2 separate regions of the Homo sapiens genome follow, and region 1 is linked to region 2. A link is an interaction called in ENCODE POLR2A ChIA-PET data of the cell type or tissue named here. Cell type or tissue: HepG2. All regions are shown on one strand. Links, peaks and the distances in the headings refer to the core of each region. The heading gives the core; the rest is flanking DNA. Region 1 holds the start of C20orf203 (chromosome 20 open reading frame 203). Region 2 overlaps NOL4L (nucleolar protein 4 like).

Region 1 (15,816 bases), core at 3,326-11,325, 160 kb after region 2:
TTCTGCTGGCTTTTTTGGTCACCATCCCCTGCTTAAAACCCCAGGGTCACCCCACACTTTCAGCACAGACAGGCTGCATTCCACCCACCTGCAGGCTCCTCTGCCCGGCATTCATCTGTGCCACCTGCCCCGGCCATTTGGCTCCGACTGCAATGACACGTTTGTCTGGGAGATTCTTCAAGGGCACATAAAACATATCTGCCTTTGCTCACTGTGATGTCTCCGACGCAAAGCAGAGAGCCCGCCAGCGTAGCCACTCAGAGCTGAGTGGTGGTGGAATGAGTGAAAAGGCTGCAGCTGGAAGGGCTGGGAGGCGGGGGGCAGAGTGGGGGCAGCCAAGGGTTTTGGGGATCACACAGGCTTGGGAAGAAAAGTCAGCTCAGACCCACTGGCTATGTGACCTGGCCCTGCAGGTCCAACTGTCAATGGGTCTAACCCCGCCCACCTCAATGATCTGTGAGAGCTGAGCGGGGGAGACACTGTTCAGAAAAGACTGGGTCCCTGAAACTGTTGTTGTCGTTTAATCCAGCCATTTTTTTTAAGTTTGTTTAAGAGACAGGGGTCTCCCTATATTTCCCAGGCTAGTCTTGAACTCCTGAGCTCAAGCAATCCTCCCACCCTGGCCTCCCAAAGTGCTGGGATTACAGGCGTGAGCCACCGTGAGCTTGGCCCCAGCTCTTTCATTTATGGACAGGACATTTCAGGAGAGGGATCCATCCAGTCTCATCTTGGTGTTTAATATTTAAATGCACCAAAAATGGGGTGCCAATTGGTGCCAACTTTTTGGAAAGAGACTTTGATGTAATCTGCCTAAAAGTAAAATGCTCATGTTCAGCAACTCAGCCCTTCAGCTTCTAGGAATTTTGTTCTGCAGGGAAAAAAAAATGCTGTATTTGTATTATTAATATTGTTACTGGGTGGCAGGGGGAGGAAAGTATTCAGTGTTTTCAGAACCACCCACCAGGAGGCGCTTTTGCATCAGGGGCCCAATCAGGTTAGCCCAGAGCACCTGGATTTAAGTAGCAAAAACAAATGACAATCTCTAGCCCAATGTCTCAAGAACATTCCAGTCTTTTACTTCATCTCACCCTCGAAACTTCCTTTTTTTTTTTTTAGACAGAGTCTCACTCTGTCACCACGGCTGGAGTGCAGTGGTGCAATCACAGCTCACTGCAGCGTCGACCTCCCAGACTCAAGCAATCCTCCCACCTCAGCTTCCTAGGTAGCTGGGACTAGGTGCACATCACCATGCCTAGCTAATTTTTGTATTATTATTTTTTTTTTTGTAGAGATAGGGATCTTGCCATTTTGCCTAGGCTGGTCTTGAACTCCTGGGCTCAAGCAATCCTCCTGCCTCGGGCCTCCCAGTTCTGGGATTACAGGAGTGAGCCACTGCGCCTGGCCATGACCAAAACTTTTATTAGAGACAGTATCTACTTGCTTGGTGCCCTCTCTGCCCTTCCTCCTAAAGAATCCCCCTTCAAAAGGAAAAAAAGGCCATTCAAATTTGAGAGAGACTCAGGGGTCCAGAGTAAACTAAGTTAAATGAAATCAAACCTGGACCGTGGGCTTCAAGTGTGTTATTAACCCCCTCCCTCCTGTCCTGCTGCATCCTTGGCTCTGCCCTTTCACTTACGTCCACGTCTCTAAACCCAGCCGTTCTTCCTTCTCCCTTGGGTCTCTGTGTCTTCTGTCTGCCTCAGGTGTCCTTCCACACGCTACCCACCCGCCTAGGGAATACTCCTTCTGAGTTCCTGGGCAAACCACCCAGTTCTCCTCCTGAACCCTCCCCCAAAAGGCTCCCTGCACGTTCCATCTCATGAGGGCCAGGCTGTGCCCAGGTGAGGACACTCATCACCTCCACTTTTCCCATCACACTGGTGTGTGGAGCGCCCACCCCACCTGGGATGTAGAGGGATGCTCCTTGCCCAGCAGTGCTTCTCCCTGGGCCTCAGTTTCCCAGTCTAGGGTACCCCCACACCTCTCTCAGCTTGGGCGTGCTGTACTTTACCCCATGTCAGCAGTTCTCATTAAGCTAGTCTTTAAAGGAGGAAAAAATAATTTTAAAAAATCTTCCTTTGTTCTGGCCTCCGGTCTATTTACAATGACAGTTCATGAGGAACTGGGTTCTGAGCGAAAACAAACAAAATGCCTCCATTTTAGAAGGGGTAAGGTCTGGAGGGGAAAGAGGGAGATAGGAAAGAACCTGTGGTGGCCTATCCTCTCCCCGTGACAGGAAGGCCTTTGAACAACACAATTCTGATTGTGCTGTTGCTACCTCATTTCAAATCCTTCCCCCTGCCCCACCCTCCAGAAGCAGCACCTGGCATGGTAGGCAAAGCCCCATCAGCTCTGGCCTGCACGACTGGCGCTCCAGCTTTGGCTGTCCTCCCGCAGCCCTGGGATCCCTAAGCCTAGAATACGCCACGCCCATTCCCCCACCTTCCCCACCAGCCGAATTCCCCTTCCGCTGGGGAGACTCAGGTTGGGGGTCAATCTTCAAGAAGCCTCCCTGTCCAACCCACTGAGGCAGGTGGCCTCAGGGTCAGGGCTCCAGGTTTCCCCCACGCCCACCCCACTAACACACACACACACACACACACACACACACACACACAGCCACCTGGGAATTCCAGGGAGCACAGCTGCGAGGGCAGCAAGGACCACAACAATGCTGACCACAATAGTGGCTCCAGGAAGGCCTGTTCTTGTTCCGGGCGGGAGGCCTAAGGCAGTGATGCTCCCTGGCAGCCTCTGGAAGCCCAGGGGAAGCCAGTTTCTATGTGGGATTCCCTGACTCTGGCCCATGGGCTTAGGAACACATTGTGTCCCTCCACTCCCAGGGCACTGAGTCCCAGCTGTGGGGTCATCTGAGTCCCACAGCACACCTGCTCATTTGTTCATTCATTAGTTTATTCATTCATTCAACAAATATTTATTCAGTGCCAGGCTTTGGGCCAAGAAGAGAAAGCCACTAAAAAGAGCAACAGATAAATACACGGTTGCACGTGATGTCAAGTGTCATAAGGCATGATGGGGTGTGAGAGGATGCAGAGCCAGGTGGCCAGGGAAGGCCTCCTAGAGATGATGCTTGAGCTGAGATGTGACAAATGAGGAGGTGTTAGCCTGGGAGGCCACTGGAGGCCGGAGCAGCAGAGGGAGTGCAGGCATGGAGCGGCTGGCCAGACACGAGGCAAGAGGAGAAACAGAGGCTGGATCATGCAGGACTGTATGATAGGTGGGGAAACCGAGGCATGGAAACTGGTGACTTGCACATGGCCCTGCAACTAGTTAGATGCTCGCTTCCTAAGTGCCACCCACCCCAGGAACCAGGCCTTCCCATCTGAGCATGGGATGCCTGCACTGCTCTTCTTCGCAGTGGAACAAAGGAACCCGTTTTTTTTGTTGGTTTTGAGACGAAGTTTCGCTCTTGTCGCCCAGACTGGAGTGCAATGGCATAATCTTGGCTGACTGCAACTTCCGCCTCCTGGGTTCAAGCGATTTTCCTACCTCAGCCTCCTGAGTAGCTGGGATTTACAGGTGCCCACCACCATGCCCAGCTAATTTTTTGTATTTTTAGTAGAGACGGGGTTTCACCATGTTGGCCAGGCTGGTCTCGAACTCCTGACCTCAAGTGATCCACCTGCCTCGGCCTCCCAAAGTGCTTGGATTAGAGGCATAAGCCACCGCGCCCGGCCTCAAATGGTTCTTAATCACCTAGTGTCTGTCATGTGTCCACCCGGGGTTACCCAGGGCAGAGACGGCATCATCTCCATCTCAGAGGCCCAGGGCCGGGTGTATTGTAGGTGTTTAATAAACACTTGCTTAATTGGATCTTGGTATCTCCAGGATGTAGGCCCCGATGCTGCCCTTGACCACATGGCTCCCTGAGTGTTAACTGAACCAGCAGAGTTGGTCTTGCAGCACGTGCATCTCATTCAGGCCCACTGCATTTTCTGGCCCTCACTGCTAAGAGTCCGTGCAGAAATGTGAGTTCTCAGCAGTGCTGAGAGCACTGTGTGCCCCCAAAGAGCTCTGACTCTCAGCTCCCCACATTGGTTTCACCTCTAATTTGTACCCCTCTAGCTCAAACCTTAATGGCGAAAGCTTGACATCGCCTTTGGCAATTCAGAGGCTATTACTTGTCAGCACTATCTACCTTGTCAGTGCCTGGGAGAAGCAAACCCCACCTCATAAGCATGTATCAAGCAATCACTTATCAAGCACCTCCTAGGTTCGGGATCTTTTAGAAAGCCCCACTTGGGGAGGTGCGATGGGGAATGGCTCTGGGCCTCCCCATAGGCCAGTTTATCAGCTCTCACAGAGGAGCACAAACCACTGGCTCAGGACGTGCAGGTGCGAAGGAAAGAGGAAGGGCGTGGTTGGCAGCCCCTCTTTCCCTGGGCAGTCTGAGTCACATTCCACCTCTCCCAGTGTTACAGGGTTTGTGAAATGACCACAGCTCCTCACTCTTCTGAGGAGAAACCAGAGGTAGAGGAGAAAGCACAGAGTAGTGCAGAGGGAGGAGCCCTGCCTCCCCTCCACACCCTTCTAAGACTGTTAACATGTCCTTCCAGCAATGTCAGCCAGTGTCAGCTGTGGGGTGCATCAGAATTCTGGAAGCCCAGAAGTCCAGGAATTTGCCATCCAGACGGTGAGACATATGCATAGAGAAGTGCAGCACAGGCTGGGTGCAGTGGCTCACACCTGTAATCCCAGCACTTTGGGAGGCCGAGGTGGGAGGATCACTTGAGCCCAGGAGTTCAAGGCCAGCCTGAGCAACAGTCTCAATAGTGACTGTCTCTATTTAAAAAAAAAGAAAAAAGAAAGAAAGAAAGAAAGAGAGAAGTGGCTGGGCGCGGTGGCTCATGCCTGTAATCCCAGCACTTTGGGAGGCTGAGGCAGGCAGATTACCTGAGGTCAGGAGTTCAAGACCAACCTGGCCAACACAGTGAAACCCCATCTCTACTAAAAATACAAAAATTAGCAGGGCGTGGTGGCACGTGCCTGTAATCCCAGCTACTCAGGAGGCTGAGGCATGAGAATTGCTTGAACCTGGGAGGCAGAGGTTGCGGTGAGCCGAGATGGCGCCATTGTACTCCAGCCTGGGCAAAAAGAGTGAAACTCGGTCTCAAAAACAATAAATAGAAGTGGCCGGGCATGGTGGCTCATGCCTATAATCCCAGCACTTTGAGAGGCCAAGGTGGGCGGATCCCCTGAGGTCAGGGGTTCGAGACCAGCCTGGCCAACATGGTGAAACCCTGTCTCTACTAAAAATACAAAAATTAGCCAGGCATGGTAGTGGGTGCCTGTAATCCCAGCTACTCAGGAGGCTGAGGCAGGAGAGTCACTTGAACTCAGGAGGCGGAGGTTGCAGTGAGCCAAGATCGCACCACTGCACTACAGCCTGGGGGATAGAGCAAGACTCTGTGTACAAAAAAAAAAAAAAGAAGTGCAGTGCAGGCAACTGGTGCTCAGATGGGAAGGCCTGTCAGGGCACTGTGTCGGGGACAGAGATGGTTGCCGCCATCCTGGGACAGTGTCCAACATAGTGCAAGAGATGGGCTGGGTGAGGCATAATGCCAGCGATGACAGCAACCACCCCCAGTGGTGCTGGCTGTCGTTGACTGTGGTTCACTGTGAGTGCCAAACACACATGCTTTGCTGCATTTACTCCTCCAGCCCCGGAGTTGCCACTGCTCCCATTTCAGAGATGGGGAAACCGTGGCAGGGAGACTTGCCCATGGGCCCCCAGGCAGTAAGAGTAGGGCTGGAGGGAAGAAACTGGCAGGCTGGTTCCAGAGACCTCCCTCTTAGGTATCACTGAGAGGGGCTTCCAGGCACCTCTGTGTGGTTGAACTTGCTGATCTGTTCAAACTGCTGTCATATAAGGACGTTCAACTTGATTTTCAGCATCACCAGCAACCTTGCTGCTCCTTCCCCCTCTGGGCTAGTAGGGTGAGAGCTCTTCTCAGAGACAAAGACCAGGATGCAGGAGCAGGCATGGCTTGGCCTGCAGACAAGACTGGTAGGAGGAGGAGACCTGGACCCAGTTGCTCTAAATCTAGCAAAAAGATTTTCTAGGCCCTCCAGAGGCTACCTCCTCCCCTTAGCTCCCACTGCCTGCAGCCGCCTGCAAATTGCTTAGAAGTGTTGATAATTACAGCAGGCCCAATCCCATCAACACCTGAGGGAGAGGAAACTGGAGGGTCCTCCTTCTGTAAGCTTATCCCAGAGCCCACTGACATCCATCATCTCCCCTGATCCCCTAGGATGGAGGCAGGAGGTGGGACATGGTCCCTGTTCTCTTGAGCAGGCTAGTGACTTGCCCAAGGTCATGCAGACCCTTCCAGGGAATACTGGGATTAGGGCTCAGCTTTTCCTGCTCAGCTCAGCACCCACCGATAACCAGTAGCGCTTTTCCTTTTCTGAGCTGAGCAAGCCTCAGAGGGCGAGTGAAAGAGGAGCCACCGGAAGGTGCTCTGGCAGGTCAGATTGCCCACGCATGCCAGTGTCCAGCCCCCTGCAGAACTCTGGGCCTTGGTGAGGTCATTTCAGAAGGAAAGAACGTTGGCACTAACAGGGATCTCAAAAGCACCCAGTGTAGGCCAGGTGCGTTGGCTCATGCCTGTAATCCCAGCACTTTGGGAGACGGAGGTCAGGAGTTCAAGATCAGCCTGGCCAACATGTTGAAACCTTGTCTCTACTAAAAATAAAAAAATCAGCCTTAGCCAGGCATGGTGGCATGCGCCTGCAATCCCAGCTATTCCAGAGGCTGAGGCAGGAGAATTGCTTGAAAATGGGAGGCAGAGGTTACAGTGAGTCAAGATGGTGCCACTGCACTCCAGCCTGGGTGGCAGAGTGGGACTCTGTCTCAAAAACAAAAACCAAAAGAAGCACCCAATGTAAGCCTTTCGTGTTATAGATGGGGTCATAGAGGAACAGAGGATGAACAGAGTCTGCCCAAGACTGTTAGCAGGTTAGACCCAAGCCCCTGACTCCCCATCCCCCACTTCTCTTCTGGTGCCTGACAAGAGAGTAGTTTCCTACACATTCACCTTCTTCATAGGCTTTGCCTCCAGGAGCCAGGGAAGTGTACAGAATGGCTTTGGGGCTGGGCAGACTTGGTTTGGAGCCACATCCCCCTACTTGGTTGCTGTGTAACTTTGGGCAAATGAATTTCCCTCTCTGGGCCTGTTTCCTAATCTGTAAAATGGGGAAAATAATAACTGCTTCTTAATGTAAGAATTCAATGAACTAAGGTGTCCACAGGATGGAGAGCTCTGCAAAGGCCCCAGGCAGGCAAGGGACTGAAGACAGGCATTCCTGAAGGCTAAAAGGTGATCAGGCATTCCACAAATCCCCCTTCCTCTTTCCCTCTCTGATGCCAAATACACCCAAGCTCAGAGACACATCTTCTGCCTGGGCTTTGAGACAGGCCTGAAAACCCTCCCACACTGTCTACAAGCACAGAAGAGCTTCTCTCTGGAATGATTGCTCTGACCTGGAGGAGATGACAGAGCCAGCACTAGGAATCTCTGGGGAGAGCGCTCCAGGAGCTGGTGCATGGGTGGAAAGGTGGAATTCCTCCCCACTGCTGCCACCCCCAACACTGCCCACCCCAGGAGCCTCCTGGCTTCCAGGGGTGGCTGCAGAGACCTGCTAGGTGGAGGGGTTTTCTCAGGGAGCCTTCACTTGCTCCCACAGACACATCTGCTGAAAGCAGTGCAGGCAGGCATGAGGCAGGCAGTGGAGCTGCAACTGGCTGACAGCAGGCTGGAGAGGGGAGAGGGAGAAAGGGAGCGAAAAGGGGGAGGGGAGACTGGGTGAGTCGTACTCCCTTCCCCACGGCCCACCCCGACAAGCTAAGAAAAGCTCTGGGGGGAGAAAAGCTGCTAAGATGCACAGTTGCCCTCCCCTCTGTGGGAGGCCCTTCCTTCCCCAGAGCCAGCTGCCCCAGGCAGATTAGCATTGGGCTCCGGAAAAGCAGGCCCACACCAGCCCATGGGAGGCCGCCGGCTGAGTCAGCTCCTCTACCTGGCAGGAAATCATTCATAAAAATGACACCTGCCCAGAGCCCAGCGCCCAGCCTCACCAGCCAGAGTCTCCAGCCACACAGCCACACTGCCTCCTGCCGCCTCCCTCCCACCTCCTCCCAGCCACTGTACAGGGCAGACCTCTTTCTCTTTCTCTTTCTCCTGGGAAGAAGAATAATGAGACTGATGTGAAATAAGGCCAGCTCGGCCTTCGTCAATCAGTATTTACGGGTCGCCTGCCCTGGGGACAATAGTAGAGTCAAGAAGAGCAACCACTTCACTCAATGATGAACAAACATCTGCGACACAGCTTCCAGAGGTTCTCACTGTCCCAGCCACGTGCGTGGCGGACACTCTTTACGTTCAGTTTCTGTGTGGATGACCAGAGGCTCCTTAGACACACAGCTAGACACAGATAACTGGGCCAATCCTCCCACAAAGGGGGTCCGTAGAGCAGTGGTGACTTACACAGGTCACACGTGAGGTCAAACTTTAAGTCCATGTCAGGCCGGTCGCGGTGGCTCATGCCTGTAATCCCAGCACTTTGGGAGGCCGAGGCAGGCGGATCATGAGGTCAGGAGATCGAGACCACCCTGGCTAACATGGTGAAACCCTGTCTCTACTAAAAATACAAAAAATTAGCCAGGCGTGATGGCACGCGCCTGTAACCCCAGCTACTCGGGAGGCTGAGGCAGGAGAATCGCTTGGACCCGGGAGGCAGAGGTTGCAGTGAGCCTGAGATTGTGCCACTGCACTCCAGCCTGGGTGACAGAATGAGACTCTGTCTCAAAACAAAAACAAAAAACAAAAAAAAACTTTAAGTCCATGTCCCTAAAATGTAGACAACATTCCATCTTGTTCTTTCTTTTTTTCAGAGACAGGGTCTTGCTCTGTCACCCAGGCTGGAGTGCAGCGGTGCCATCACAGCTCACTGCAGCCTCAATCTCCTGGGCTCAAGTGATCCTCCCGCCTCAGCCTCCCGAGTAGCTGGGGTTACAGGAATGAGTCACCACACCTGGCCCATATTGTCATTCTTACTTCCCTTCGTTCAAACCCTGATGCACTCTCTTATCTGGGAGATAAAATGCAGGCTGCTCTCCTGCTGAAGATGTTACATCCTAATCACAGCCCTGCATGTCTGGGCCTGCGATCTCGGCCCTCATATCGCTCCCCCTTGATCTCCTTCACCAGCCGCCCTGGCCTTGTCGTTTCTCAAACTCACAAAACATGCTGTCACCTCAGGGCCTTTGCACGTGCCTTCCCTTCTGTCTTCCATCATTACATGTCAGGCTCCTCTGCATCCTGCAGGACTAGGTCACCTGTCAGCTTCTCAGAGACCTTCCCTGACCACTTTAAGAATCTGCCTCCCCCTGGCCGGGTGCGGTGGCTCATGCCTGTAATCCCAGTACTTTGGGAGGCCAAGGTGGGTGGATCACAAGGTCAGGAGTTCGAGGCCAGCCTGGCCAATTGGGTGAAACCCCGTCTCAAAATTAGCCAGGCGTGGTGGCACGCACCTGTAGTCCCCACTACTCAGGAGGCTGAGGCAGGAGAGTCACTTGAACCTGGGAGACACAGGTTGCCATGAGCTGAGATCGCACCACTGCATTCCAGCCTAGGCCACAGAGTGAGACTTCATCTCAAAAAAAAAAAGAATCCGCCTCCCACAACACACACACACACACACACACACACACACACACACACACACACACATTATTCCCTATCCCTGCATGAAGACAGCTCCCATCCTAACTCACAGAACAAGTTCATTATGGACTTCTTTACCCAGCTACTGTCTGTCTCCCCAGGCAGAGTCAACCCACAAGGTTGATTTTGCTCACCCTGGTGTTCCCAAGGCCTGGTACAAAGTAGATCCTCAGAAAATATTTGTTAAATGAATAATTAAATGACTTCTCACTGTAAGCAATTGGCACCACTTAGGCTAGCACTCAAGCACCTTCTATCCTCTTGACCATACCACAAAGTTAACCAGTTACACGATCAGAACACCTCTTCTTCATTTGTTCCTTCTTATGATGTTCAGTAGAGAGAGGCTCAGAAGAGCACTGCAGGGTGAGGCTGGAGCTAGGAGTTTGGAACACAGGTGCAGGGCTGTTCCACCCACCACACAGGTGAACTCCCAGAGGGCAGGGGCCTGTTGATGGTGGATGGGAACATTCAGTAAAACATTCCATAAACTGTTGCCTTTTTTTTTTTTCTGAGACAGAGTCTTACTCTGTCGCCCAAGCTGGAGTGCCGTGGCGTGATCTCAGCTCACTACACCCTCTGCCTCCCAGGTTCCAGTGATTCTCCTGCCTCAGCCTCCCAAGCTCCCAAGTAGCTGGGATTACAGGCACACACCACCACGCCTGGCTAATTTTTGTATTTTTAGTAGAGATGGTGTTTTGCCAAGTTGGCCAGGCTGGTCTCAAACTCCTGACCTCAAGTGATCTGCCCGCTCGGCCTCCCAAAGTGCTGGGATTAGAGGCGTGAGCCACCGCGCCCGGCCTTGCCATCATTTTTGTTCTCCTCTGTGAAGAGGACAGCCAAGAGTGTCAGAGGTCCTCAAACACTTGCTGCTTCATAAGGAGGGTCTCCCCCTTCTTACCAATCTCTAATCAGCATTTACAAAGCAGCCACCAGGACCCAGACCTCCATTAGAAGCCCAGGCAAATATAACCAAAGTGTATGATCTAGGGTTCTCAACACGTACGTGCACATCAGAGTCACCCAGGGAGCCTGTTAAAAGCACAGATGGGCACAGTGGCTCACGCCTGTAATCCCAGCACGTTGGGAGGCCAAGGTGGGCGGATCACGAGGTCAGGAGATCGAGACCATCCTGGCTAACAGGGTGAAACCCCATCTCTACTAAAAATACAAAAACTTAGCCAGGCGTGGTGGCACACGCCTGTAGTCCCAGCTACTCAGGAGGCTAAGGCAGGAGAATCACTTGAACCCAGGAGGCAGAGGTTGCAGTGAGTTGAGATTGCGCCACTGCACTCCAGCCTGGGCGACAGAGCAAGGCCCCATCTCAAAAAAAAAAAAAAAAAAAAAACCACAGATGTCCTAATCACTACCCATTCCATCCTATTTTGATTTCACAGGTCCAGGCTGGGGCAAGGAGAGCTCCCAGGGGATTGTGATGTGCACCAAACACTGAGAACCCCTGGCCATGCAGGGGAACTCCCTGAGGAGCTTCTGCAAACAAGGATGCCAGGCCCCTCTGCTATCAGAGATCCTCATCTTAAAGAGCCTGGGCTGGAGACCTAACAGTGAAATTTTTCAAGCATTCCTCAAATGCTGTTGTGCAGCCAGGGTGGGGGGTGGGGGGGATCACTTGAGGTCGGGAGTTCAAGACCAGCCTGGTCAACATGCTGAGACCCTGTCTCTACTAAAAATACAAAAATTAGCCGGGTGTGGTGGCAAGCACCCATAGTCCCAGCTACTCAGGAGGCTGAGGCAGGAGGATTGCTTGAACCCAGGAAGTGGAGGTTGCAACGAGCCGAGATCGTACCACTGCACTCCAGCCTGGGCAAGAAAATGAGATGCAGTCTCAAAAGAAAAAAACAAACAAAGGAAAACGATTCCTGCATTTTATCATCAGGAAACTGATGCAGGAAAAAAAAAAAAAGGTCTTGCCGGGTGCGGTGGCTCACGCCTGTAATCCCAGCACTTTGGGAGGCCGGGGCGGGCAGATCACCTGAGGTCAGGAGTTCGAGATCAGCCTGGGCAACACAGTGAAACCCCGTCTCTACTAAAAATACAAAATTAGCTGGGCATGGTGACACATGCCTGTAATCCCAGCTACTCGGGAGGCTGAGGCAGGAGAATTGCTTGAACCTGGGAGGCGGAGGATGCAGTGAGCCGAGATCACGCCATTGCACTCCAGCCTGGGCAACAAGAGTAAATCTCCGTCTCACCAAAAAAAAAAAAAAGAGAGAGAGAGAAAGAAAGGTCTTGCCAGTACCTTCTGTCCAGGCCTTGCAAACCCAGAGTGGCCCCAAGTCAGTGGGGTCTCCTTCAGGCCCCACAAGGCGAGCTGGAGAGCTGCTGGAAATCAGCTGATGTGCTGGCAGAGCTCCAGCCCAGAGTTTCTCATGACTTGGAGCCGACATATTCCCAGCATCTCAGCTCATTTCAGGCAAAATCATCGAGCATATTTTAGGATCAGCAAAAACCCACAATGCCTTTGGCCGAGCACTTTCCCTCTTCTTGTTGAAGCCCAGGGGTATTTTCTAGGAAATTGAGTCCATCTGTTTCTGATTCATTCGTACTTAACTCATCACCGGGCTGTTTTGTAAGAGCCCTTTGATGTGAAAGCCGCCTTATTCCATAAGCCTCTCTAAGCCTTTATTTAGTCAACAGCAGGTAAACGGGCCTCTCCAAAGAGGCCAGAGGCAGCATATTGATCTCCTGCTACACAAAGTCCATGTGAAGGGAAAGTGTGGCCCAAACGCCTGCCTGGAGACACTGAGACTCCCCGTCTTTGGGCCTAGCAGGGCAAAGCAGACCACTCCCTAGCCCTGACCCAGCGCTGTGGGGCTCAGCCACGCAGAGGGACCTCCTCTGGCGACTCACTAACTCTCCTCCCCAGGCACTGTAACCCAGCGTCCTCCTCCATAACTCACAGCCTTGCTACATAGATTTACGATTTCCTGTATGTTGCCTAAGAGTTCCTTTTTTTTGGTGGGGGACAGGGTCTTGTTCTGTCACCCAGGTTGGAGTGCAGTGGTGTGATCATGACTCACTGCAGCCTTGACCTCCCAGGCTCAAGCAATCCTCCCTTCAGCCTCCCACATAGCTGGGACCACAGGTGTGTGCCGCCACACCTGGCTAATTTTTGTATTTTTTGTTGAGACAGGGTCTCACTATGTTGCCCGGACTGGTCTTGAACTCCTGGGCTCAAGTGATCTGCCCAATTCAGTCTCCCAAAGTACTGGGGTTATAGGTGTGAGCCACCGTGCCCAGCCCCAAGTGGTTTTTTTTTGTTTTGTTTTTTGAGATGGGGTTCAAGCGATCCTCCTGCCTCAGCCTCCCAAATAGCTGGACCTACAGGTGCCTGCCACCACGCCCAGCTAATTTTTGTATTATTAGTAGAGACAGGGTTTCATTGTGTTGGTCAGGCTGGTCTCGAACTCCTGACCTCAGGTGATCCACCCGCCTTGACCTCCCAAAGTGCGGGGGTTACAGGTGTGAGCCACGGTGCCCAGCCAATAGAATTTTTTTTTTAAAGAGAACCATTGGTCTAGCCATTCATTTAGTCTTGGGTAGAACTTGCAGGGGGATCGGGTAGCTACCTACCACCAATAAATTTGCTTGGTTTATCATTTTCTCCAAAAGTACTCAGTACTATGGCTTAGGCTTAGTACTAAGCACCCAATGATGAGTGATAGAGGTGATGATGTACAACTCTGAAGCAGGCACTGCATTCAGTCCTCAGAATCACCTTCAGAGGATACACTATCTCCATTTTATAGATGAACCTCAAAGGTATGGACAGGTGACACAAGCCTCCAGGTTACGCACTGCTTAGCACCAGGGCTGGTACACAGTGGGCGGCTAACATATTCTCACTGAACTGGTGCATCCATGAATATAAACAATAATAGGTGGATTTAGGTCGAGCATGGTGGCTCACGCCTGTCATCCCAACACTTCGGGAGGCTGAGGCGGGAGGATCACTTGAACCCGAGTTTGAGACCAGCCGGGACAACAGAGTGAGACTTCATCATTGCAAAAAATTTAAAAATTAGCCAGTCATGGTGGTGTGCACCTGTAGTCCTAGCTACTCTGGTGGCTGAGGTGGGAGGAGCTCTTGAGCCCAGGAGTTCGAGGCTGCAGTGAGTTATGATTGTGCCACTGCACTCCAGCCTCAGTGACAGAGTGAGACCCTATCTTTAGAAAATTAATTAATTAATTTAAAAAAAGGAGGTGGTGGGCTGGGCGCGGTGGCTCATGCCTGTAATCCCAGCACTTTGGGAGGCCAAGGTGGGCAGATCACCTGAGGTCAGGAATTCGAGACCAGCCTGGCTAACATAGTGAAACCCTGTCTCTACTAAAAATACAAAAAAGTTAGCCGGGCGTGGTGGCATGTGACTATAGTGCCAGCTACTCAGGAGGCTGAGGCACGAGAATTGCTCAAACCCAGATGGCCAAGGTTGCAGTGAGCCAAAATCACGCCACTGAACTCCAGCATGGGAAACAGAATGAGGCTCTGTCTCAAAAAGAAGAAGAAAAAAGAGATGGATTTAAGTCTCAGGCCAGGCACGGTGGCTCACGCCTGTAATCCCAACACTTTGGGAGGCCGAGGCAGGTGGATCACCTGAGATCAGGAGTTCCAGACCAGCCTGGTCAACATGGTGAAACCCCGTCCCTACTAAAAATACAAAAATTAGCTGGGCATGGTGGCATGCCCCTGTAATCCCAGCTACTTGGGAGGCTGAGGCAGGAGAATCGTTTGAACCTGGAAGGCGGAGGGTGCAATGAGTAGAGATCGTGCCACTACACTCCAGCCTGGGCAACAAGAGTGAAACTCCATCTCAAAATAAATAAATAAATAAATAAATAAATAAATAAATAAATAAATAAATAAATAAAAATAAACCCAAGTCTCATTCAAAGTCAAACACATTCTACCACATTAGCAAGAAGTGTTACATGAGGTAATGCACACTGTGGGAGAGAAAGGACTCCCTCCCTTCTTCCTGCCTTCCCTCCCTCCCTCTCATTTGAGTTTATGAAAGCAGTGATGCGACCAAAGCTTTTCTGAATCTAACCTACCCTCAAGACATGCAGGGCCTAACTTAGGGAGCAGCGATGAACAGAGATGGTAAGGAACTGGTTTCACAGGGGCCATGACATGGGGGACCACCTGCTAGAGGAACTGCAAATGACTCAGGCCACGGGCTCAGATCAGCCCAGGGAATCACCGCAGTCTGGACAGCAACAAGGCATCTAGAAATAATTGAGGTGGTCAGTGGGGAGGAAGTTCAGTTGTTTTGGCTGGAAAAAAGGTTGTTTTTTTAGAAGGAGGCTATCTCTGTCACCTACGTTGGAGTGCAGTGGCCTGATCTCAGCTCACTGCAACCTCCACCTCCTGGGTTCAAGCAATTCTCCTACCTCAGCCTCCCAAATAGCTGGGAGTACAGGTGCGCGACACTATGCCTGGCTAATTTTTTATTTTTAGTAGAGATGGGGTTTCACCATGTTTCCCAGGCTGGTCTTGAACTCCTGAACTGAAGCAATCTGCCCGCCTTGGCCTCCCAAAGTGCTGGGATTACAGGCGGGAGCCACCACTCCCTGCTTGAAAAAAATGTTTTTTTATTTTTATTTTTTTTATTTTTATTTTTTTGAGGGGATTGCACAGTTTATTTCCAAACACTCAGAGGATAGGAGGTGGCCTATGGGCTCCATCTGCCTCCCCTCCCTGCATTTGGCTGAATCAAGAACTTCTCCCCCCGACCCCCAAGACCCTAGGCTGTGCCCAATAGAGAAGGCACTCTCACCCCCCACCCTGAGGAGACCTAGACAGGTGAGGAGCATGGAGGGTGGGGGAACAGAGTTCAAGTATTCACAGTTCCCCCATCTACACCCCTGGATTACACTGTGCCAGAGCCATGAGGGAGGATCCCACCTCTGGGATTCCTAGTGGTGTTGATAGTCCTTCTCCCACTTAGAACCCTCCAGATGAACTCCCTACTCCTTTTCCCTGAAATAACAAACCAAGTCCTAAGCCCTGTAGTCTGGGCAAGGAGGGGCCTTAGCAGGCCACTCACCCAAG
Region 2 (15,816 bases), core at 4,310-12,309:
TTGAATAAAGTTTTACAGGAATGCAGAACTTAGTTTTGCTCTTTAAAGCTACCCTGTCACATATAGAATGTTTCATTCTTTGTTCTTTGAGGAAGAAGTAGACGTCGGCTGGGTGTGGTGGCTCACACCTGTAATCCCAGCACTTAGGGAGGCTGAGGCAGGCGGATCACCCGAGGTCAGGAGTTGGGAGACCAGCCTGACCAACATGACAAACCCCCACTCTCCTAAAAATTCAAGAATTAGCTGGGCATGGTGGCGCATGCCTGTAATCCCAGCTACTTCAGAGGCTGAGGCAGGAGAATCACTGGAACCCGGGAGGTGGAGGTTGCAGTGAGCCAAGGTCATGTCATTGCACTCCAGCCTGGTGACAGAGCAAGACTCCGTCCCAAGGAAAAAAAAAAAGTAAATGTCACTAATGGAATGGCTAAGAAACTGGCCTGAAAGGAACCACCCCCTCCTCCTCCTTTTTTTAAGAGAGACTTCTGCTTGGTTGGGTGGCAGGGATCCTCTGCACCGATACCAAACTCAAATGGGTTTCCACCCCACCGTCAACCTAGATTTGACTTTCTTAACCTCAGTGGGGTTTTAAACCCTAGCCCCATACATTGACCGGGTCGGATGCCACATGTCAGGCAGGCAGTCTAGTGATGACACTGAGATGGTATCGCTCAGAAGAGCCGTGGGTCCTGTTTTCAGAGGTGGATGTTTGGACTGAGAATTCTGCCATTTCTGTTTCCTCTAAGAGGAGGCTGTCTGGTGAGAAGCTGTTAAGCACCATGGTGAGTGTGACATCATGGTGAGTGTGAAGGGCGCCCAGCACTCTCGCGGCCCCGGTCGGCCCTTCGTTGGGTGTTGCAGGGATTGTCTAGGTTTGGGAGGCACGGAGGCGGGGAGCTGTGTTCTTCTACTGATGGTCGCCCCTGTCCTGACTGCAGTGTCATGACTGTTCATGAGAAAGTATCTTTAATAAAGCTAGTGACAGTGTGGCTTAGGAAAAATAAAACAGTGGCCAGGACAGCACCCTTGGGAGGCGTGAGAAGAGGTCTTCCTTGGCCTGTTCCCACCCCAGTGTCTCCAGAGATGAGAAACCACTTCCCGTGCCTGCAGGTAAGCCAAGAGAGCTCAGAAGAGGAAGGCAGGATGTCCTGGTCTTGGGGAAGCTGGAACATCCCGAGCAGACCCCTAAACCCATCGGAGAACACCTTACATTGCTGTAAGGTGAAATGCTTGATTTTGCAGTTCCAGAATGAGAGTTCTGTGGGGGAGGGAGGACCTCCGCAGGGAGGGGACATTCTAGGTGAGGAAATGAGCCATGGAGCCATGGGTGGGAGGTCAGAGCTCAACCACACCAGGGTGAGGAGAAAAGCAGGCAAGCTTTTCAGCAGTGAGGAGCCCCAGGTGTTCTGGATTCAATAAGTGGGTGCACACTGAGAGGATGGGCTTAGTGGGAAAGAGACGGAGCAGGGGCCAGTGGAAGCCGCAGAGTCAGATGCTCACCAGTGAGAAAAACGCCAGGATGGGGGACAAGGTCAGGTGGAAACGTGAACAAGGAAGAAGTGGGTTCCTTGGACTCTGAGACACGCCGCCCCCCTCCCTGCCCATGGTCAACATGTGGTGCCACACTCGAGCCTCTACAAATGACCTGATAGTGCGGCACCGCTGGACTCTGTTGCCATGGAGAAGGGTGAGCTAGGAGCTAGCAAGGGTCACGGAGCCTAAATCATCCAGCAGGTTGCTGGCAAGAGAAGCACAACAAGAGCCCAGAGAGATCTTTCAACATCTCTTTGCCAAGAAAAATGGAAACCAGCCCAGGCACTAGACCTAGTTTTATGCAGTCTCGAGAATAATCAATGATGTGGGTGCTTGGGCCAAGCCAGGTTGTTTGCTGGCCTGTGCAGCTGGGCGCCAATGGCACTCATCAACCAATGCAAACCTCAACCATGGGAGTGACCCTCATTTCCTCGTGGGAACACCAGGTGGTGATGCTCACAAGCTTTCACCTACAGCACGAAGAACTCTCAGTCCAGAGACAGGTATGAAAGATCTTCCAGGCAGGGGTGGGCGTCGAAGGATGTGTGCACGATGGGGGCCTGGCACAGAGAGGCCGTGAGACCAGCCAGCCTCAGGGGGTTCAAATTTGGAAACAGAGATCCCAGGCCTGAGACCAGCTCAAAAGGTGGCAAAAAAAAAAAAATCTCCTTCCTGGGGAAGTAAATCATTGAATTGGCAAGTCTTCGAGGAGTGCTGATGTGCATGCTATCCGGGTGGGGAACGTGAGGAAACTGTGTGCGGTGCAGTCCCCAGGCTCAGGAAACAAGGGTGAAGGATGAGCAGGGTGCGACAGACGTGAGGCCATTAGGGTCACTGGAGGAAGAGCTGAGAGGGCCCCGGAGTCGCTCAAGGAAGCTTCGTAGAGAGAATCGGAATGGGACTCACGAACTATTGCTCAGCTGACAGCTCCTTAGCACCTGCTTAGGGCTCCACACACACACTCTGGTTAGAGGCTCCCAGGAACCTTGTGAGGTGGGTGCTCATAGTAATACCCTGACTTTACAGATGAGGCAACAGCACACAGAGAAGCTATGCAACCTTCCCACAGTCCCACAGCAAGCAAGTGTGAGAGCCGGGAGAGGCCAGGCTGGCAAGGAGGGATGTGGAGGGGCCAGGCATGGAGGGCCTTGGAAACCACGCAGAGGAGTCTGGGCCTGGTTGTGAAGGGGTGGAGACCCAAGTGGACAACCTGCCTACTGAGGAAGAGTCAGCATTGCTGCCCATTGGCTACTCCCAGTTTGCAACCATGCAACAATATTTTGTCACATCAAAGAAAACAGAGACATGCCTCCAAAGGTCCCTTTCCCCAAGAGCTGGGCTGGTCTAAAGTCACACCCACTTTGCATGCTGTGTCCTCAATTCCTCAGGGACTGGTGGAAGAGGAGTGTGGAGTCAGGAGGTCCTGGAATTTCCCGTCCTCAGACTTCCTGATCCTCTGCCACCTCCTTTGTTTATGCTCCTGGCACTGGGGGAGGGCACGGGGCTGTCCAGGTCCCCCCCACTCTGCTGGGGAGAGACCGCTGAGCAAAGGAGGCCACTCTACTTCCTTTCTTTCTTTTTAACATAAGGCCAGGAAGCCAGGCATTCTCCCAGCAGCCCTCAAGGAGCCTCCATCCTGTCCCCTGTCCCCGCTCCCTCCCACCTTCCTGGGGCAGGAACACTGGGTCTGCCTCTGGGGCTGGTGCAGGCTCTGCTTTCCCAGCAGCTGGAGAGGGAGAAGGGAGGGCTGGCAATGCAGGGGTGCCTGGGAGACAGCAGGCTATAGCTGCATCCAGTGGCCAGCATGGCGGGCAGAGATAGGATCTGCAGGCTTTCAGCGGGGGCAGGAGGAGGGGAACCTGGGGACGGTCCAGGAGGCGAATGCCTCTGGCCACTTAGCAGACAGTGGAGCCTTTCAGACTCAAAACTCTCCACTGGCAGCTTCCAGAAACCAGGCCTTTCCCTTCTAACCCTGTCCAGGGTGTGGACCCAGCATGCTTGCCTGGCAGGGCTGGGGGCCACATCTGACCCTACCTGGGTAGAGGCAGACCTTGTGTCTCTGTTGGGCCACCTGGACGTTGGCAGCCTTGTGTCTGGGCACCGTAGGCCACGACACGGGCTGGAGGCAGGAGGCAGGGTGATGCTCCCCAGGCACCCGCTGCGTCCCAGGTGCCCTCCACAATAGGCTCACCCTCACCACCCTGAAAGGATGGCATTCCTTCCACTTTGCTGATGAGAAAATATGGTTTCCTGCCTGCACTTCTATCTCCTGGGAGAGCTTGGATGTATGATTTCACCTCAACACCTCTCTGTGCCTCAGTTTCCTTACCTGTAAGCCAGGACTAACACCTCATAGGATCTTTGTAACTGTCATGATCAGGAACTGCTCAGAGAGGTTCCCTGTCCTGCCGAGGGACACACAGTGGGGAACAGGGCTGCACACCAGACCTGCCTGACTCCAAGTCCATGCCCTTCCATGAGCCACTTCCCCGGGCTCCTGCTCCCTCAGCGTCTTCTCCTCTCCCTGCGAGGAGAAGCTCCGCTACCTGGGACAGAGATGGCATTGTGTCTGAGGATGGGGGAGGATGGGTGAGAATGGGCATGGTGCTAGTCTTCTGTCCAGCCTGAAGAAAGCCCCAGGAAAGATGGGCTTCAGCGCTGGTTTATATTCTAGATGGCTCCTGGCCTGTGTGCTCCCTCGCTCCCTGGCCTCTTTCTCCTCCCTGGGGGTGGGGTGTGGTGGTGGCAGCCAGCGAGGAGAGGAAGCAGGCCACTGCTGTGCTCCGCGTTGCCCTCCTGGCCACACAGAAGCCCACAGATGAGGAGTGCAGCCTGCAGCATGGGGAGACCTCGCAGCCATCAGTGAGGAGTGCGGAGGGAGCTGAGGAATGCCCTCCATACTGCCGTGGGATGTGTGGCAGGAGAGGGGAGCGGATGGCGCCTCAGACACCCCAGAGCAGCCCACAAATGGAGCCCCTCTTGGCTTCGCCTCTGTTCCTCCAGGCAAGCAATTCTGTGTCTGACTCCGCCAGTTGCTATGGAAACAATGAGGAAAGGAACGGGAGGGGACAGGCGGATGGGTGGGCAGGAACCAGGCAGTCACCACTAGGACACACACCCCTGGCCCCTGCGGCCTAAACCCTGGCAGGGTGGAGAGTGGGGCAGGGAAAGCCCTCCAGCCCATCTGCAGGTACCAAATGCTGTCTTGGCCCAGGGGTTGCAGCTGCTGCCTGGCCAGGGGCAGCCCACGTGGGTGGCAGCATTCAGGATCACTGGCTCAGGCATGCATCGAGGGAGTGTCCAGCATTATAACAGGAACCGCAACAGCCACAGCTCTCTCTTCCTGCACCAATGCCAGGTACAGGGACTAACCCATATCTTGTCAGCCTTCTGATTAACCCCATTTCACAGATGAGGGAACTGAGGCTCAGAAAGATGAAGTCCCTTGCCCAGGACACACAGCAGCTGAATGGTAGTGCAGCCCTGGAGCCCTGTTCTTAACATGGGAACCAGCATTTATGAGGGATTAACTAGATCCATTCCTGCCCCTCGTGCTTTGAAGTTGGCCCATGTGCCCAATGAAACAGCCGTGGCCTGATGGCTCCCAAGGGCATGGAAGCCTCTGGATTTGGTGAGTCAGCTGCTGTCAGAAGCCGTTCACGTGTGTCAGGGACAATGAACACAAGCAGAAAGCCCCGCTTGACGCCCATGCTCCCAATCCTTTGTTGTCTGCTCAGGCTTTGCTGTGGATTTTTCCTTCCCCAGATTCAATGGATGCTACTTGAGTGCCACCCGGATAAACGGCGCGCCCTTCATTCGAGTCTGTTTCCATCCTCGGGCCTGACTTCAGCAACTTCCACAGGCCCGATGCCCGGGAGCTGGCATGATGCACCAGGCAGTCCTGGAAACCCTGATAAATCGCCCACCTGGGCACCATTTCTCAGGGCAGCATTATAATTGTACCAGCCAAATGTGCTGGGCCGTCTCAATGTGCCAAAGCCACCTGCAAACAGATGGGCCCCCAGATTTCCTGGAGGCCTCTGGGATGTTCAGTTTGAGGGGGTGCGGGGGTGCTGAAGTGAGGTCCTTGCTGGTCTCACTGGGCAGGACAGAGCTGGAGGGCATGGACGTCAGTCCAAGGGATCACCTTTGGTGGTCACAAGTGCTCTGGGCATTTTATTTTATTGTTTTTTGAGATGGGGTCTAACTCTGTCACCCAGGCTGGAGTGCAGTGGCATGATCATGGCTCACTGCAGCTTCCACCTCCCGGGCTCAAGCAATCCTCCCACCTCAGCCTCCCAAACTGCTGAGATTACAGGCATGAGCCACTGTGCCCAGCCTGCCCTGGTCATTTTAAATTCTCATCAGTCGGCCGGGTGCAGATTACACACCTGTAATCCCAGCACTTTGGGAGGCCAAGGCGGGTAGATCATGAGGTCAGGAGATCGAGACCATCCTGGCTAACATGGTGAAACCCCATCTCTACTAAAAATACAAAAAAAATTAGCCAGGCGTGGCGGTGGGCACCTGAAGTCCCAGCTACCCGGGAGGCTGAGGCAGAAGAATGGCATGAACCCGGGAGGCGGAGCTTGCAGTGAGCCGAGATCGCACCACTGCACTCCAGCCTGGGCGACAGAGCGAGACTTTGTCTCAAAAAAAAAAAAAAAAATTATCATCAGTACTCCGTGGGTTTACTTATCAGAGGCCACATGGGTGTGCACAGGGTGGAAACAAGCACCAGGGAAGATGTATCATTAACAGGTATGTGGGTGGGAGGATGCATGCACACGTCTCAGGGAGGGTACAGGCCAGACCCTCGTGCATGGAGAAGCAGTGGGAGGCATGGATGGAACTTTGAGAACGGGGCAGGCTGGCCATTCCCAACTGGAATCCGGCTGGGAGGAAAGGGGCTGGCCGGGGCCTTGCAAGGCAGGGGAAACATGTTGTTCACTTTTTTGTTTTGTATGGTTGGTTTTTAAGTGAAATTTGAGATTTAAAAAAAGTTAAACGAAACAAAACAAGGCGCTTTGGGCAGCACCACGGACCCATACTGGCCTCTGGGACTAGCAACAACAGCTGCTGGACACTTTTCTGTGCCAGCAAAAGCTGGCGTCTTCAGGGACAGTCCACTCTTAGATGGCCCCCGCCCTAGCCCTCCAGCACGCCACCCCTGCTACCTTTGGGTTCCAGGCCATTGGAGTTAAAGTGCATCCTCTTCTGACACTCCGTACAGCTCATCAGGAACCGGGTCACGGCCTCTCTCGGGAGGAAGGCATAGGTCTCTGCGATCTGGAGGAGAGAAGAGCTTCGCTTGTTATATGGATCTGTGGGGAGGCAACTTGGCCATGGGGTCACCAAGGTCTGAGCTTTGGTGGCAGGTGCTTCGGCTCTTGCAAGGAAAGTCAGGGATTTGAGGAGCAAGGGACAGGTGTCCTGGATTCTCAGCTGTGGCAATGAGACAGTACTTTTGTGGAAAACCATTTGTTTTAAAAATCGCAATAAAGGAGGTTAAAAATTGAAAAAGCAAACCCTTTAAACATTATCTAGTCTTTAACCTATATTCTAATAAGTAACATTCCTCAGAACATTTTATTGCTGCTACAAAAAAATGGGCTTACAAACATTGCTCTAGCGTAGGGTGAGCAGTTCCCCTCTTAGAGATGGATAGACTGAGACCCACAGATAAATTCACTGCCCCAGGCCCATACACAGAACCAAAGGTCCTACAAGCCATCTCCTGTGATCACTGACAGGTCAAGAACCTTCTTAGGAAGAGCTGTGAAGGGCTAGTACCAGGCATCAGACTTTTCAAACTAGACAGGCTCTGCAGGACCCCCATGTTCCAGGCAACTATGGCTTGGAGAGGTGAGCTGACTCCCCAAGGTCACAAGGAATTTTCAAGGCAGTGCCAGACTAAACCCCATGTTCCAGGTCACACCACTCCACAGTTGCCTCCAGAAGGCCTCCCCTAGTTGAGGAGGAGGACAGGGATGCAGAGGGCTGGGGGAGAGACACAAAGAAGGGAGGGAACATGAAAAAAGGGCTGGGTGGGGGAGTGGGGAAGAAGTGGCTGTGGGCCTAGGTGTCCAGCCCTTTCCTCTTGCTCTGGGTTTTGGAAAAGCCACTGACCCTGATTTAGCTGTCTGGTGGGGCCAAAGAGTCCCTTCAGTCCCAGGTTCCCTGGGCTGAGACTGCCCAGTTACTGGTTTTCCATGTGCTTCCTGGAGCCTGGGTCCTCCCGCACCTCTCCACTAAGGGGCAGCATCACCCAAGCGTTCCGCTGTCCTCGCCGCAGCCCGCAGCCGGGCTGGGAAAGTTGGCCAAGGGTGAGGGGCTGCTCTGCGCTGCGCTTGGCCCCGCCTTCCCACAGCAACTGCAGGGGTTTGCTCCTTTAGAAATGCACGAATGTCCTTCTCCATCTCTGTGATGGCTGGAGGGTAGAGGTGGGCTAGGGCGGGGCTGGGGAGTGGAGTTGTGGGGGGATGCAGAAGGCTTGGGGTGTCCCAGGCTGTGGCTGGGCTCTTGGAGGACCAGCTCAGGCACAGCTTCCAGCTCAGCCCACTGGCAGAGTCCAGGGGCCACTCTTGCCAGCTGCAAATGCGAAGTTAATTTTGGTGACACAATTGTTATTTCTCAGCTGATTTGATGCTCTGTGGAGCAGGCAGGCTCCTTGATGAGTTATCTCCCTTCCAAATTCCCTGTCTGATTGCCTTCCTCTGGAGGTCAGGGACAAGGGCAAACCCCAGTGTCTCTGACTGGAGCAGCGGATGGGAGAGCAACATCAGGGATGCAGCTGGTCCTTGTCAGGTGTCAGGTCCGAGGGATGGGGCTTTTCTGCCATGCACACAGAGAGCTTCATCCCTAGCCCAGGCCAGGATAAATGTGGCCACCACTCTACCCCTGGAGAGGGAGCCATTCCTGTGCCCTCAGTAGGCCAGGCAGCAAGAAGGGCCCTGCCCATCCTGTGTGCAGCCCTCAGCAGAGCAGCCCAGGGCTGCCTGGAAGTCTGGGGGCACGTTCCTCTCAGGCCAGCTGGGTCTGGAGAGAGATGTCTGGCTGAAGGGTGGCAGCTGCAGGAGCAAGTGTGCAGGAGGGAAGGGCGTGTGCTAGGCAGAGCAGAGGGCTGTGGCTGACTTGGGCCGACAGATGCCCCTCGGCTCCCCTGAGACGTGGCACCCTAGGTCAGGCCTCAGGAGAGCTCAGTGGAGGGCCCGGGGGAGGGTTGCACAGTCAGCTGGGAGAAGAGGGCCAGGTCCCTACCATGAGGGCAGCCCTACTAAGCTACCCAAAGCTTGCCTGCTCACCTGCCAATGGGCAGAGAAATATTTTTTAAAGGGCTCAGGGGGTCCTCCTGGCCTGGCTGCTCTGCTGAGGGCTGCACACAGGATGGGCAGGGCCCTTCTTGCTGCCTGGCCAGCTGAGGGAATAGGAATGGCTCCCTCTCCAGGGGTAGAGTGGTGGCCACATTTATCCTGGCCTTGGCAGGGACCCCAGCAGTGTGCAAAGGCTGGCTGGCGTGCCACAGGGAGGGGAGTGCTGAGCACACACCTTCTGGCCCTGGGTCCCATTGATGGGTGGAAGGGGAGGATAGAAGGCTGACAGGTGAGAAGTCCTTGGAACTGCCTGAGGGCCAGGGAGGGAAGCCCTGCCCCACAAGGCTGGATTGTCTGCAAGCCTGGCTTAGAGCTCCCTGGGGAGTCAATAAAGCGCAGAGTCCAGCCCAGCTCTGCACTGCCGTAGGGACCTGTATAGAGGATGACAAACCCTCCCCCTGCAACCTTCAGCAGGCATCTTCTGATTCATCTTCCTGGCTTGCCTGGGACCAGAAATGGGACCTCCATTTCTGATTGAGTGCACGAATGCCCAAGGCCACAGGACCACAGAATGAGTCGAAACCAGGAGGACAATCCTAGCAGATGCTCTAGTTAATAGGATGGTGGTTTTCAGATGGTTTTAGATTTAAGCTGCAGACCCTGTTCTAGAAATAGACTCATACACTGAAGCCCAAAACATGAAACAGATAAAGACAGAGCTGCTGTGTCTAAGGAGGGGAAGTTCCAGGACCCTTGTCCCTGCCCAACTGCCCTCCGCTGCCCTGGGCTGCCTGCTGCCTTGCTCCCCGGGCCTCCTGCCTGGACACTGAGTCCCGTATGTGAATTTGCCTTTCACATTTTTCCTGGTGGTAAAAAACAGGGACTTCACTGGCAGAGAGAGCAGGAGCTATTTGCAGAGTCGCTGACTTGCAAGGCCCCATTTCACTCCCCAACTCAGAGGCCAACAAAGACAGATGAGGCCAATTGGGGGGATTTGCACCACTTTACAAGATCCTCCTTCTGCCCTGAGGGTGGATTAGCACGTGGTGGGCCTGGAGCAGCTGCTGACCACATCTGGCCCCAACTCCAAAGTGGCCTGGGCAGCTAGATCCGGACTGTGGAACCCGATCTGACCTACCAGCACCCTGGGAGGGAAAAAGGAAGCAAAAGGGCTTGTTCCAACCCAGAAGGGTGCAGAAATCAGAAAAGCAGGAAGGCCCCTTGGAAAAAGGACTAGCCCTCTGTGTGAGTTCAGGAAACTCTGTAGAACCAGCTGGAGCCTTCCTCAAACCCTGGTGCTGGAGAGACCTCCGAGATCCTCTGCACCTCAGGTCACACTGAGAAGCTAAGTGAGACAGGGACTTCCTACTCGAAATGGGAATCCCTGCATTATCCATTGCACATGGCCATCTAACTCCAGCTCGAATACCTCCAGTTTCAGAAAGCTCATTGCCTGCCCTATCTGATCCACGGGTGGACAGCAGTAGATGCCAGAAAGCTCTTTTCCCTACCAAATAACACGCCTCATTTAGTGCACTGAAAAAGTCTGCCACCGCCCTGCCAGTCCTAACTCCTATAGTACCCTCCTAGGCCTGGAAAAATCCAGAGGGGCCCTGTGCCCTAGAGACTGTCAGGCAGTCTGAGGATTCAGCGTTGGCAAAACACAGAGATAGATCCAAAAAGTCCTCAGCCAGGAGCTTGATGCGTACCCCGTGATGCCAGGCTGTGCCCCTCTGCAGCCATCAGCAGGGGTTTCCTTGGGGGCTCCTTCCACAGGCATGGATGGGTGGGGGCCTCGTGTCTGCAGAGTGGGGCTGAAGAGCTAGGTATGGGTCGAGGAAAATGGGAGCAGATGAAGAGGGGCACAAAGGCATCCAGGCACCACCCCCTGCCCCCAAAAAAGGAAAAGGGTGGCATGAGAAGGGTGACAGATGGGGAGGAGAAGGGGAAAAGGAGAGGAGGCACGTAGGGGAGGAGGGAGGTGTGCCAGCCCCTTCGGCCTCACACCCACGGCAGGAGGGCCCTGGCCTGCTCAGCTCAGCCTTGGCCCTGCTGCTGAAATTCCAGCTCTGTGTGCAGCTCAGCTGGCTCAGTGCCAGTCATGTGCCAGCTCCAGGCTGGGCAGCGGGAAGTGGGGCACGCGGCAGGCATATGGACGAGAAGCCAGGAAGTGCAGAGCAAAGGGCTGGATGTCCGCTTGGCCCAGGGATGCAAGTGCTGGCAGAACCAGCTCAGCCCTGCCCTCCCCACAGCATGGAGGCCGCAGACCCCTGCCTTCCTAAACCGCCCAAAGAGTGCCTGTGGACGAGGCTTGATGCTGGACACCGAAGGGGCCAGGGAAACCACATGATCCAGCTGGCTCCAGCCCATCCGCCTGGACAACAGCAAGTCATAGGGCTTACTAGCTGACCACAGGAGGGTTGCAGAGAGGCAGGATGTGTGGTGGTCAGGGCACAGGCTCTGGGGTGGGTGGCCTGGCTCTGAATGTCAGCTGACTGACCTCAGGCAGGTTATGTGTTTCTCTGAGTCTCAGTTTTCTCATCTTAAAATGGAGGTAACAACAGCACCTGCTTCATGCATGCAACCTTCATACATGTGTAGGAAGTGCTGGTGTAGAGCACATGCTGACTGCTCAGCACAATGGTGAATTTTATTTATTTCTTTTTGAGACAGGGTCTTGCTCTGTCACCCAGGCTGGAGTGCAGTAGTACAATCATAGCTCACTGCAGCCTCAAGCAATCCTCCTGCCTCAGCCTCCCAATCAGCTAGGACTACAGGCACACACCACTAGGCCTGAATTTTTTAATATATTTTTTATTTTTATTTTTGGAGACAGAGTCTCACTCTGTCACCCTGGCTGAAGTGCAGTGGCATGATCCCAGCTCACTGCAACCTCTGTTTCCTGGGCTCAAGTGATTCTCATGCCTCAGCCTCCCAAGTAGCTGGGATTATAGGCATGCGCCACCATGCCCAGCTAATTTTTGTATTTTTAATAGAGGTAGGGTTTTGCCATGTTGGCCAGGCTGGTCTCACACTCCTGGCTTCAAGTGATCTGCCTGTCTCGGCCTCCCAAAGTGCTGGGATTACAAGCATGAGCCACCACGCCTGGCCCCAATTTTTTTTTTTAAGAGAAGGGGTCTTGCTATGGTGCCCAGGTTGGTCTTGAACTTCCAGCTCAAACAATCCTCCCATCTCAACCTTCCAAAGCGCTGGGATTATAGGTGTCAACCACCATGCCCCACCCACAATGGTAAATTTAATGCTGAGAAAATGTGGTCTTGTCAGTGCCAAGGGGCCCATGTGGGCCCCAGCCTGGGTGCCTCTTCCTTCTTCTATGATCCTCTGGTGGAAATACCCTCAGAACTCCCTTCCCACAAGTCACTTCCCAAAGCACACAGACCGAGAAGCAGGAGGGGCGGGGAGACCATCACCATCTCCTGCCTTCCTGGGCAGACACCTTGCCTCTCTGAGGCTCTTGGCACATGGGTCCATCCTTAAAATCCATTTAGGGCAAAAGCCATTTTCTGAGGACAAGGACTAACCGGATGGTTGCATTAAAAAAAAAAAAAAAAAGATGGGCCATAAGGGGAAATTATAGACTTTACAGCCACCTCCACGGTAGTCCAAAGCTATTTATACAAAGAACTTGGGGTGGGAAGTTTCACATCTGCCTTGGGTGGGGAAGCCCAGCCACAGAAGGGCATATCTCTAGAAGCTCCAGAGAAAGTCGGCATGGAGGACACTGGCTGACTGCAACTCAGCTGCCGTCTGACCTTGGACAAGTGACCCAATTCTCTGGGTCCCAGTTTCCTTAACTGTGAAATGGGTCCTCAGTGCCTCGGTCACAGGACTGCATCAAGGCTTGAATGAGCATGAAGGGCTTGGCTTTACTGGCTTCCCTGGGCACTGGACAAATGGTTCAGAGCTATGTATGAGCTGTGGATAGGCCCACATGTGGGTCAGCAGGAGATGGATCAGAACACAGGCAGGCCCCTCTGCAGGGTGAGGAGGGGCCTCTGGTCTGGCCAGTCCCATCTATTTCCACCTCCCTGGCATTTGTGATGCTTCCTGCCCCTAGGTTGCCTTTTTTGCCCTTATGCCTCCCCAAAGCGTAGAATGCCAGTACAGGTGTCACCTTCTCCACACAGTCCCCCGGGCTCATCTGTGTCTGGCGGTGCCTGTGCTAAATGCCCCTGAGCCTGGGTTCTTGCTCTCTCAAAGCGAGCCTTGGAGACATTTCTGCTTCTCATGTATCTTGTTTTTGCTCTCAGCCTCCCCACCCCAAATCCAATTGTGATCTCCTGGAGGGTGGGGAGCAGGTCCTTCGACTTCCCCTGGGGAACTCCCAGTCCTGACTTCACAGGATGAGCTCACACATAGGAAGAGCTCAGGACAGGCCTGGCATGCAGTAAATGCCATGCCATGAAGGCATTTGCTCCTCTGATTATTATCTGTCCCCAGCACCCCAGCCCCAGAACAGGCTGCAAGGGGCTGGGGGTGGTGTCGGGTGGGAGCAAGTGAAGCAGAAACGGGGAAGAGGAGGGCGCCTCCTGCCCTCATCCCTCTCCTTCCCTCCCTCTCACCCCCTTCAACCTGCTTTTCCTTTGTGCTCAGACCACAGATTCCCTCCCCTCGCCCTGTGAGCCATCTCTGGCTGCCGTGCCCTTGCCCTGTGCCCCCCTAGATCCCCAAAGGCCGTTTCATCACGCCTCAGCTCCCTGCCCCGCCCCCCAAGCCCAACATGTGCGGAGCCCGTGGCCTCCTGCCAAGGCCTGGGGCTGCCAGTGGAGGCAAAGAGACAGAAATCTCACCGCTCGGTAGGTTTTCTTCTGCCCAGCGTGCTTGGGGGCTTTGCCTGGCTCCGCTGAGCTCTCCACATGCATCGAGTAGATGATGTCAAAGAAATCTTCCACCACAGCGACCCGCTTCAGAGAGATGCCCTCTGGCTCCGACAGGCCATCTGCCCCCTGCGACAGGGTGGACAAGCTGTGTTAGTGTCAGGAATGATGGCGGGGTGAGAACTGGGCCCTGAGGCCGGGGCAAGGGGTCAGGACGGGCAATGCCTCCGACAGTGGGTCTTGGGGTGGGGAGGGGAGGGAGCCTACCGAGGGGGCTCCCTGGAGGGGGACGCCAGAGTCAGGGTGGCTGCAGCTATGAAATCTACCAGCAACAATGGGCAGAGAACGGCGACAACGAAAATACAAATTAAAAAACCAAGAGGCTCCATGTTCACAATTTCAGACAGATTGTGCCAGACTCGGGCGGGGAGCTCTTGAATCACACGCTGTGCCAAGACCATCCTGGAAGTCTCTGGGGAGGGGGGAGTGCTAAATAGATGCGGCCCCATCAGGAGCTCGCCAATTAGCAGTAACCTTTCACTGTGGGCCTGGGCTGGGGTCCCGGGGGAACAGCTCCGATCACCTGGGTGACTCCTGCCTCCGCCCTGGCCTTTCTGAAAAGCTTTTCGCGGCTGCCTGCCCTCCCCACTCCAGCAGCTGAGCGCCAGCAACGGCACCCGGGCCCTTTGTGTGTGGAGATGTACAGAATAACAGGCACGAGGCCACGAGGAGGTGGCAGGGCCGTGTGAACGGGGCGGCCGTGGGCCCCGAGCCTCTTATCAGGCTGGCTGAGTGGTGTCAGCTGGCCCGACTAGGTGTGCCAGGAGCAAGACGGGTCCTTCAATAGCAAACAGCTGTGGGGCTGACGCCTGCCCTCCCCTCCAGCAGGAAAGGGGGCTGCAGGGAAACCACAGGGCAGGAGGCTGGGGGTGAGGCCAGGGCCCGGAAGGGAACGGACTGCTGGGGAACTGCTCCGTGCAGGCAGTCCTCACAAGGGAGATACACAGACCCAGAGACACTAGGCTGTCAGCCACCAGCTCCTTCAGGGGAGTCTGTGGGGACGTTAGGGGGCTTTGAAGATCAAGAGCAAGCCATATGGAGGGAATTTGAGGGGAAAGGAAGCAGGCTTTTCTCTAAAAGTGCCCAAAAGACACATCTCCAAGAGAATTCTTCCCCAAAGGACCCCAACTCAAGGATGTCAGCAACAAGAGGATGTGGGCTTCGCCTGCTCCTTCTCAGCTCTCTCCAGCACTTACAACAGTGCCTGACACATAGTAGGTAGTCAGTAAATAATGACTGAATGACTGAGTGGTCATAAGTGGCAGCTGGGCAGGGTCACTTGGACACACTCTGCCATGGTTTGAATACGGCCCCATCATGGAAGTGGCCCTGTGACCCCGAGCACTTACTGTGCTTCGAGCTTCAGGCCCTTTATCTGTAAAATGGGGATAACAGAAGCCCCTTTCCCATGAAGAACTGAGTTGTGTGTGCAGCACTTGGCACTGAGCCTGGAGTACAGGGATTGCTAGATATTGTTATTAAGAAGTGCTTTGCAGTTCACCATGTTTCCCCCAGGTATGAGAGAGCCGAACACCGGGGCAACCCTCGGAGGTTGTTAGGGTCAGGACCTGCCTGAGGTACAGTGGCTGGTGGATGGCACAGATGGCTTCAGACCTTGGACTCTGTAGTCCAAGTAGAATACAGGCCACACTGGGAGGTGACGCTCGCTCACAACACGTTCTGGCACAGACAGGTCTTGGTTTCACCCAGTAGCTTTCTCGACACACCATGATGGCCGAACAGCAGTGTCTCTTCACCAGCAGCCCATTCAAGAGCAGAGAGCAGATGGGGGGCAAAGGGCATCTGGGATGTGGGGTCCCGAGCCCCACAGCTAGCGGGCAGTGTCCCTAAGTGGTAACCCTGGGAGGTGACCTCACTGGCCCCAACAAGGCCCTCTTGCCAGTGGCTTCCTTCCTGGTCAGAACCCATTTCAGTGGGACGTCTCAGATAGCACATATCTCTCTCTCTCTGTGTGTACAGGAGAAGCCACTTGCTGGTCCAGCTTCCTCGCTGTGAGATTATGGGCAAACCCTTCAACCTCCCCGAGCTTCATTTATGAGATGAGCTGTAAAGTT

What was found. ChIA-PET counts read pairs that join two places held together with the same protein. Peaks named below come from ENCODE experiments on the same cell type or tissue, not always from the same donor. Only the 100,000 strongest peaks of a DNase experiment are listed, where the experiment ranks them.
Region 1: POLR2A ChIA-PET joins it to region 2 with 5 read pairs; 3 of 35 experiments call an interaction of 5 or more read pairs at or near these places.

Annotation. Positions count from the first base shown.
Region 1 is chr20:32,673,544-32,689,359 of GRCh38, forward strand. C20orf203 (chromosome 20 open reading frame 203) reads right to left here and starts at 398. Exons shown (of 6, transcript NM_182584.4): 1 at 89-398. It also overlaps the pseudogene BAK1P1. RefSeq lists enhancers at 5,079-5,678, 5,679-6,277, 6,278-6,877, 7,477-8,076, 7,824-8,118 and 6 more. In HepG2, for the core only: a CTCF peak has its summit at 8,122; DNase peaks (open chromatin) are centred at 8,044 and 11,218; H3K4me3 peaks cover 1,037 bases.
Region 2 is chr20:32,514,104-32,529,919 of GRCh38, forward strand. It overlaps NOL4L (nucleolar protein 4 like), which reads right to left. Exons shown (of 11, transcript NM_001256798.2): 2 at 13,655-13,810; 3 at 6,708-6,819. It overlaps LOC101929698 (a long non-coding RNA gene), which reads left to right. Exons shown (of 3, transcript NR_110619.1): 3 at 5,296-6,182. Among named protein-coding and RNA genes, the nearest start is that of NOL4L-AS1, 39 kb to the right of the region's middle. RefSeq lists an enhancer at 10,428-15,208 and a silencer at 13,192-13,365. In HepG2, for the core only: CTCF peaks have their summits at 7,791 (motif pointing right), 8,430 and 8,983; DNase peaks (open chromatin) are centred at 7,778 and 9,248.